3 separate regions of the Homo sapiens genome follow, and all the other regions are linked to region 3. Evidence: chromatin loops called from intact Hi-C (ENCODE). Cell type or tissue: heart right ventricle. All regions are shown on one strand. Region 1 has its middle 31 kb from the start of REEP1. Region 2 has its middle 35 kb from the start of REEP1. Region 3 overlaps REEP1 (receptor accessory protein 1).

Region 1 (2,500 bases), 69 kb before region 3:
GAGAACCACCAGCAGATGATGCTGCCTGACTTGCCCCACAAATAAAGATATCAAGGAAAACAACTATTCTGCTCTGTTTGGTCTAAAAGCAAACCCTTGGTTTAAGGACGGTTGAACTATTATTAAGTAATAATCAATTTCTCTTTCTCTGCTTGCTGAACATGATACATGTCCTTCAAAATCCAAATCACGAATCATTGTTTCAGTGATTCTTTCTGCCAGCTTATCAGTAGAAATGAATCCCTTCTTCCTCTGCACCCTTAGTGTGTTCATCCCTTGGCTGGGGTGCGCATGACAGTTGTCTGGGTTAAAATTGAGTTTCTCATCATTTTGTGAGCTCCTACTAAGAAGGTACTACGTCTTTTTCATTTTTGTGTTGGTTCATAATAAATGCCGAATTGATGGATGCTCTATTGTTATATTAACAGTAGTAAATATCAGTACTGTGTGATGAAAATACAGAGGAAAATAACCACCAGATTAAGATGAACTCTAGAGAGTGATTCTGAAACTTTAGCTTGCATCAGAGTCCCTGGGAGGGCTTATTAAAACAGATTCCTGGGCCCTACTTGTACAGTTTCTAACTCGGTAGGCCTGGGGTTGGAACCTCAAGTTTGTGTTTTTACCAAGTCCCAAGTGACACTGAAGCCGCTCTTCAGGGGCCACACGCAGACCCACTAGGCTAGCCCACTCCGTCTGCTTCAATATTCCCTCCAAATGCACTTCTGTAATCCTTAGATTAACCCCAGGTGTGAGCAGGACCCCCACAGTGCATTTTTTCCTAGAGCAGCACCTGTAATAGAATCACAGATTCTTGACAGATATTTCAATCATAGAATCTCCAGAGTTGTTTTTTTTTTAATTCCAATTTTGCACCCGAAGCAGAAATCCCTTTGACCACCAGTGCTCCCAGTTGTCCTATTCCTCTTGCATCTGACACTCTCTGAGTTGGACATGAACAGTTTCCACCTCGCCTGGCTGCCTCTGATGAGCCCAGGACTGAACAATGATGCCTAGATGTCAGCTCACCAGCACTAGGGACTGTCCCCCATGCTGGCTCCTGTGGGCACCTCTCTGGTTTTGAAATTCTCATCCATCTGTTACCAATTCATTCCAGACCCTCACAGGAGATAAGTGTTCAATCAGTCTGGATGGTACTTGGGTTTAACTTAGGGATTTCACTGAGCTGCGGTACCTCGCGATTGGCCAAGTACCTGTTGAAAGCAATTTGGTTTTTCAAGCCCCGCCTCCTTCCCACCCACCGCGTTTTTTTTTTTTTTTTTTTTTTTTTTTTCCCAGGCGTTCTCTGCTGGCTCCCCCAGAGGGCGCACCCGCCCCAGGCCAAATCCCCAAGGAGTCCCCTTCTCTGGGTTGCAGAACAGGGTCCTTCTCTGGGACAGGGGGCTCTCTGGGGAGAGAAACTGGGTGGCCCGGACTGGCTTCTCACAGGAACAGACGGCAGGGTGCAGGCACTGGACAGGAGCCGTCTGCTTGGGTTTGGTGGGTGGATCCAAATCCTGCTCTGACACTAAATCCCTGTGTGACCTTGGGCAAGTTACTCACTGAGGTCTCTGAAACCACAGGAAATTGCACGATTCATTTGAAGATTTAAGGAGAAAATGCATTTAAAGCACTTTCCTCCAGCCTGGTGCATAGCACTGTTATATTAGTTACTATTAAGTTTGGATCGATTGACTTCTGTTTGAGTTGAGTATTTTGTCATCTGATGGAGGGATGTTTGCAGAAAAGAGCCACGATTGCGATTCCACAATTAGAGGAAAGTGGGGATAGATAAGGAGGGAGCAGAGTAGACTGGGGGTGGGGAGGAACCAACGTGAATTTAGTAATACTATGTGCCATTTGTTTTGCAGACACTGTCTGATATCATCCTTGGAATAAAGCAAAGCAAATATAAGAAAACCATCCCTGTTTTACAGGTGAGGAATGAGGTGTAAGGAGGATAAATAAAAAACTCATCCAAGGACAGCAGGTAGCAGAGCTGGGCTTTGAACCTGGGAGTTGAAAGACTGTGCAGCTTATCAGAGTAGGTTGTTTGGAAGCCAGGGCACTGCAGAAGCTCAAGGCAAAGGGCACCTGGACAAGGGCAAAGGGGACTCAGCAAGGAGACAGGATTGACCAGCAGGCTGGGTCTTGGAGGACATTGTCCCCAGAGCTCCCCTAAGAGCTAGTTACAAAGGCCAAGGACCCAGGCCTGCCTGCCCCACACACAGCCCAGCAAACCTCCCTCTGCTCCTGAAATTATATCCCAGACCTCTTGACTTTTGTCCCTTACCGACTCTCTCTTGAGATTGGACCACAAATGGATATATCACCTGAGTGAGGCAAAGTTTAATAGTCTGGTGCCAGGCTGCCTGGGTTTGCATCCCAGCTCTGTCACTAACCAGCTCTGAGCCCTTGTGCAAATTATCTAACTGTTCTGGCTCTCAGTTTTCTTATCTGTAAAGTGAGAAAATAATAATATTCACCTCTCAGGATTGTC
Region 2 (2,500 bases), 74 kb before region 3:
TCCCCCACTCTCACTGTGGATGGATGCTCTAGGTCTACTTAATCTTTGACACTCCATGGGTTAAAATCATGTCTTCCTGTTTCACTTTGTATATATTTGTTTTTGAGGTCGAGAATTTTTTATTTCTTTATAACCATTAGAATTTCTGTTCCTGTCAATTGCCTGTAGATGTGCTCTTCTTCCGTGCACACCCCACCATTACTGAATGTTAGCCTCTGGATTGCAGAGTCTTTGTTTGTTTACTTCAGCACCCTATCCTCAGCATGTAGAATAGTGCTGGGCACGTGCTTGGGATTCATCAAAACCATTCGAAAAAGATGGATTGATGAATAGCTTTTTTCCTGTTTCGCTGTTCATCTTCTTCTTATTGACTTGTAGAAAATATTTGTATATTGGGAATATTAATGTCGATTTTCCCAGTCTATTGCTACCTTTTTTAAAAGATATATTTATTTATTGGTATTGTTTCCAAAGAAATAATACAATTACTTGATACCAAAATAGAATTATTTGGATAGGGTGGTGAAGTAAACAACATGCAAAAAAGAAAATACTTCAAAAGGTAATTTTCCTCCTCACTCTGTATTACAGCTGCCTACATCTGGTCCCAGCACATCCATTACCAGTTTCTTGGGTAACATTCCTGAGCTGCTGTATGCGTAGACACACTTATGTCATCTAACCTGGCTTATAGTGTCTTCCATCTTTCAAGATATTTTTACATAATCAAACAACATTGTTTATCCTGTAGGATTTCTGCCAGCCTGGATTTTTCTGATTGTTTCCCCTTGGTGTCTTTTAACATGTTTCTCTTCTCCCTATATTCCCTGTAAATTAGTGAGGTTAAATCACTTCTGTACTCAAAATCCTCCACTGGCTTCTCAAAATGCAAGCCAGAGACCCTGCAATGTCCTCCAAGGAGCTGTGTTAGTGCTGATCAGAACAATGTTACCTGTCCAGCACACTCTGGGGCTCTTGTCCCATGCATATGCTCAGCCACCAGGTCTAGGGTTCTCATTGCCAGCTAGCCAGCAAATGACCCATTTCCAAAATCCCTTTTTGCAGTTGGCTTCCTAGGACCACTCCCGGCACCAACTATATTACAATGAATTCACATTCTGAGATGGAAAAAGGCTTACAGAGGGGTTATTGGAAAGTGTTGGCAGTTATGCGTCTTGCAGATGGGAATAAGGGAACAAGGAAGGCAGGAATGGGGAGAGATAGAAACCGTCCTGTAATGTGGTGACAGATCCTAGATCCCAGGGGGAGCTCTTGAGCTGGAACAATGCCTTATGATTGCTCCAAATTGAAGCAGGACAGGCTGGCTTTTGTATCCCTACCTCAGCCAGTCACTGACTATGTGTGGACTGCTCCCACCCGGGGGCCAATTCCCCACAGCCAGGGCAATTCCCAGTGGATACTGGTCAGCAACCAGTATTCTCAGCAGCTGAGAGATGAGTGCATCTGCCCTGGAGAAGGGATATGGGAGGAGTGCCCCAGAACCCATGATAGCCAGGCCTCCAGTCTTGGTCTGGTCTCATATGATAGCAGTCATAGAGTTCACACCACTTTCTACCCAGTATTCCCTCAAGGCAAAGGGATCCTGGAGATTAGCATTTCTCTCCTTTTTTAAAATCTAACTACTGTATCTTTCTTGGGGAAGGGAGGCTCAGAAAAATGTGACAGCTCCCTCATGCCACTTAAGAGCCGTGGGAATACAGGTAAGACTGTCCCAGAACCCCTGTGTCCCTGGCATCCCATTCAGTCATTGTCACGCTACAGTTTCCACTGCAAAAGGGCATGAGACACTCCTATGAGGTACCAGAGTTCTGGAGAGAAAGAGCGAACAGAGCTCCTCTGCTCTCAGCTCTCCAAACTTACTCTGCCTCTGTTTATGCTGTCCAAACAGGAGCCGTAGCCTCGTGTGGGTATTGAAATTTCAATTAATTTGAGGTCTTGCTTCCTCTCCAGCTGTCTTCTGCCCCCACAGGCCAGAGAGGAGTTTCATGTCCTTTCTAGTGTGCATGTGTGTGTGACCATGTGTGTGTGTGAGTATAGGGGGGCCATATTGGTTGATAGTTTAAACAACCCTCCCGGTAGCTATCCCATTCATCTTATTCTTTCATGTTTCCTTAGTGATATCTGTTATTAAATTGCTGGACTTCCATCAGACTCTTGAAAAGAGGAAGGAGTTGGTCACACTGTGACTTATTAAAAGTGTCCTATGAAAATTCAATGCTTTTTTATTGTATAAGAAGCTATTAAAATAATATAGATTAATATATTTTATTTTTTGACTTGAAAGTTAGATTATTTTATCATTATGCAGCATGCATATCTTTACCATAACTGAGTTCTTTTAAAAAAGAAAAACAAAACCAGAATTCTGGAATGCTGTTCTGGCAAGCGAAAACCTCAGAAAAAGAGAATCTCATCTTATCCCAGTGATTGTTTCAGAAGGAACATCGGATACAAATGAATTGGTAAATATCTAGCAGAG
Region 3 (2,500 bases):
GGGGCCCATCCTAGTGGATGAGAGGCACAGTTCTCAGCGCAGAGGAAGGAGGGCAGGACCTGTCGATGGGAAATAGAGAGAGTGGACCGATTTGGCTAAAGAGGCAGAATTTGGACTGGACCAAGGAGTGAAATCCCAGGTAACAAATTTTAAGTCAGTAAAACAAAGAGCTCCTTAGGGTGGCCCAAGCTGGACCAGCCTGCGTGGGATGATAGCAAGTTCCTGTATGTGCAGAGGTTCAAACAGTCCAGAACAGCATTCTAAAGCAGATCCAAGCATCTGCTGGGGTGGACAAGATGGCTCTCATGGTCCCCCCTGGCCATGTCAGTCTGGCCCTGGGCTGCTGCCTCTGCTGCAGATATTTTCCTTGGATTCTCCACTCACAGAAGGAAGATTGGAGGGTATTTTACTGGTGTACTTGTATTAGAGGGCCATATTCAGTCTACCAGTATTTTAACTACTGTTGTTGCTGGGTGTTGGATTGTGGATGATTTTGATTTTTGTTTTATTTTTTACATATTTTAAAATTTTTCTACAATCAACATAGATGAGTTGTGCTTATGTTAACAGTAAGAAGTTAAACCATAGTTTATTAGTAGCCAATAACTACTTTATTAGTAGCCAATAAATAGTAGCCAATATTAATTGCTACTCTAGATGGTGTTGTGGCTTGTATAAGATGAACGCAGTATTGTCCTTGCTCTTAAGGAACTTGTAGCCTAATGAGGAAGGTATGATATAACCACATAATGCAAGCTGGAAGAAGGCTAGTTAAGTGCTAATAGAACATTACCAAGTGTGTAGAAGGCACACATATAACCCTTGTTCTAAGGAGCTCAGGAAAAGGTTTTATAAAAAGAATAGCCCTGGATCTAGGCATAGAACAGTGGTTCTCAAGCAGGGGCTGTTTTGCTCTGAGAGGACATTCGGTGGTGTCTGGAGATGTTTTTGGTTGCCACACTTGGAGTGGGGTCATCTAATAGTTAAAGCCCAGGGATAATGCTGAGGACAGCCCCTCACAACAAAGAATTGTCTGGCCCCAAATGTCAGTAGTGCCAAGGCTTCTAGTCCAATGCATTAGAAGAATGCATAGGATTTTGGCAGACAGAGTTGGGGGCAGAGCACTGCAGGCCAAGAGAATGATGACTGAGCACAGTGGCAGAAATGCATGAGTAGACAGGAATTAGCAGAGGGCCCAAGGAGCTGGTGGGACACCTGCAGCTAGGTGGCAGAGGCCCTTGATATCAACATAAGCAGCTTGGACGTTTTTCTTTGGGCAGTAGGGAACAATGGTATCTTTTGAGCTCTATCAAGAATAGAGTCAGTTCTTAACATCCCAGCTTTGCTTCATTGATTGCTCATCTGCACAGCCACAAAGATGAAAACACACCCGTTTTCCTGTTTTTCTCCCCAGCCTATCCACTCTTTGTTTTCCACCATCCAGAGGAAAGCTCGGTCAGCACTCTGCCTTGCTGACCCAGGATTCCCATCTGCTGGTGACAAAGGGATACAGCAAAAAGCGATCCCCTTTTGACCATTCTCCTTCCTGCTGCAATTTCCAGGAATGTACCATGGCAAGGGTGACTGTCCATGACTATTCTGCTGGCCCCATAACAGCTTTGCTCTGCGCACCGTTGTTTGAGTGTTTACTAACATCCTCACACTATCTCTGGATGCAGGGTGGAGGGTAGAGGGCCCAGTTCATGCTCAAAGCGTCCACACGGTAGAAACAGCCCAGCAGAGGCCAGGGCTGGACCTGGGTCCGACTGCAGGCATGGGGATAAACAATGCTTGAGCTGTGGAGGGGAGGGCACCCCAGAACTCGACACGGTGCTCTCTTCATGTGTTCACTCCTGCCTCACCAGCAATAGAACAGTGTTACACACCCATACTGGTAGGCACTAGGTGAATGTTTTCTGAATGAAAGAATGAAGAGACAGATCCAGGGAGCGGGTGTGATGGCCTAAGATTACCCAGCCTGTTGGGATCAGAGCTGAACCTGGAACCAGGATTCCTGACCCCCAGTTGGGAGCCCATCCCTGTGCCACATCTGCCCTTCCATGCCCAGGGACCTGGTGCTATCATCCTGGGTCCTGGCCAGGCACCTTTAGCCAGCACCCTGTTCTCCAAACTTCTCCCATTCCTTGAATTCCACCATTCCCCAAACCAACCAATCCATCAACCCAGGGAAACAGCCTAGCATGCCCTTCCCTACCTGCTGCCAGTGGCCACAGAGCTGTTAAACTACTCTACACTAAAATGTTGGAGACTGCTAGTTAGTTACTGTGGTTATCCACTTCCCCCAGGATGTCTCTGACGATGCCTCAACTCAGGCATTTCTTAATGGACCAGTTGGGGTGGGAAGTGGGGCATGCGACCCTATATGGTGCTGAAGTTTTTGCCAAATTATACTATTTATAGTAAGGCCTTCTTGGCTCAAACACATCTAGGGAAAGGGAACAGTGTGAACTTGTCAGTTGTTTTCTCTTTTTATTTTGAG

The links. Peaks named below come from ENCODE experiments on the same cell type or tissue, not always from the same donor. Only the 100,000 strongest peaks of a DNase experiment are listed, where the experiment ranks them.
Region 1: a loop joins it to region 3, with 11 times the contacts of the local background. A loop is called at or near these places in 44 of 110 quality-filtered maps.
Region 2: a loop joins it to region 3, with 2.4 times the contacts of the local background. A loop is called at or near these places in 43 of 110 quality-filtered maps.

The regions. Positions count from the first base shown.
Region 1 is chr2:86,367,293-86,369,792 of GRCh38, reverse strand. No RefSeq gene overlaps it. Among named protein-coding and RNA genes, the nearest start is that of REEP1, 31 kb to the right of the region's middle. In heart right ventricle, a CTCF peak has its summit at 1,334 (motif pointing right); a DNase peak (open chromatin) is centred at 1,356.
Region 2 is chr2:86,371,838-86,374,337 of GRCh38, reverse strand. No RefSeq gene overlaps it. Among named protein-coding and RNA genes, the nearest start is that of REEP1, 35 kb to the right of the region's middle. In heart right ventricle, CTCF peaks have their summits at 1,065 and 1,269; a DNase peak (open chromatin) is centred at 1,326.
Region 3 is chr2:86,297,839-86,300,338 of GRCh38, reverse strand. All of the region lies in intron 1 of REEP1 (receptor accessory protein 1), which reads left to right. Among named protein-coding and RNA genes, the nearest start is that of REEP1, 39 kb to the left of the region's middle. In heart right ventricle, a CTCF peak has its summit at 1,489 (motif pointing left); a DNase peak (open chromatin) is centred at 1,528; H3K27ac peaks cover 1,532 bases.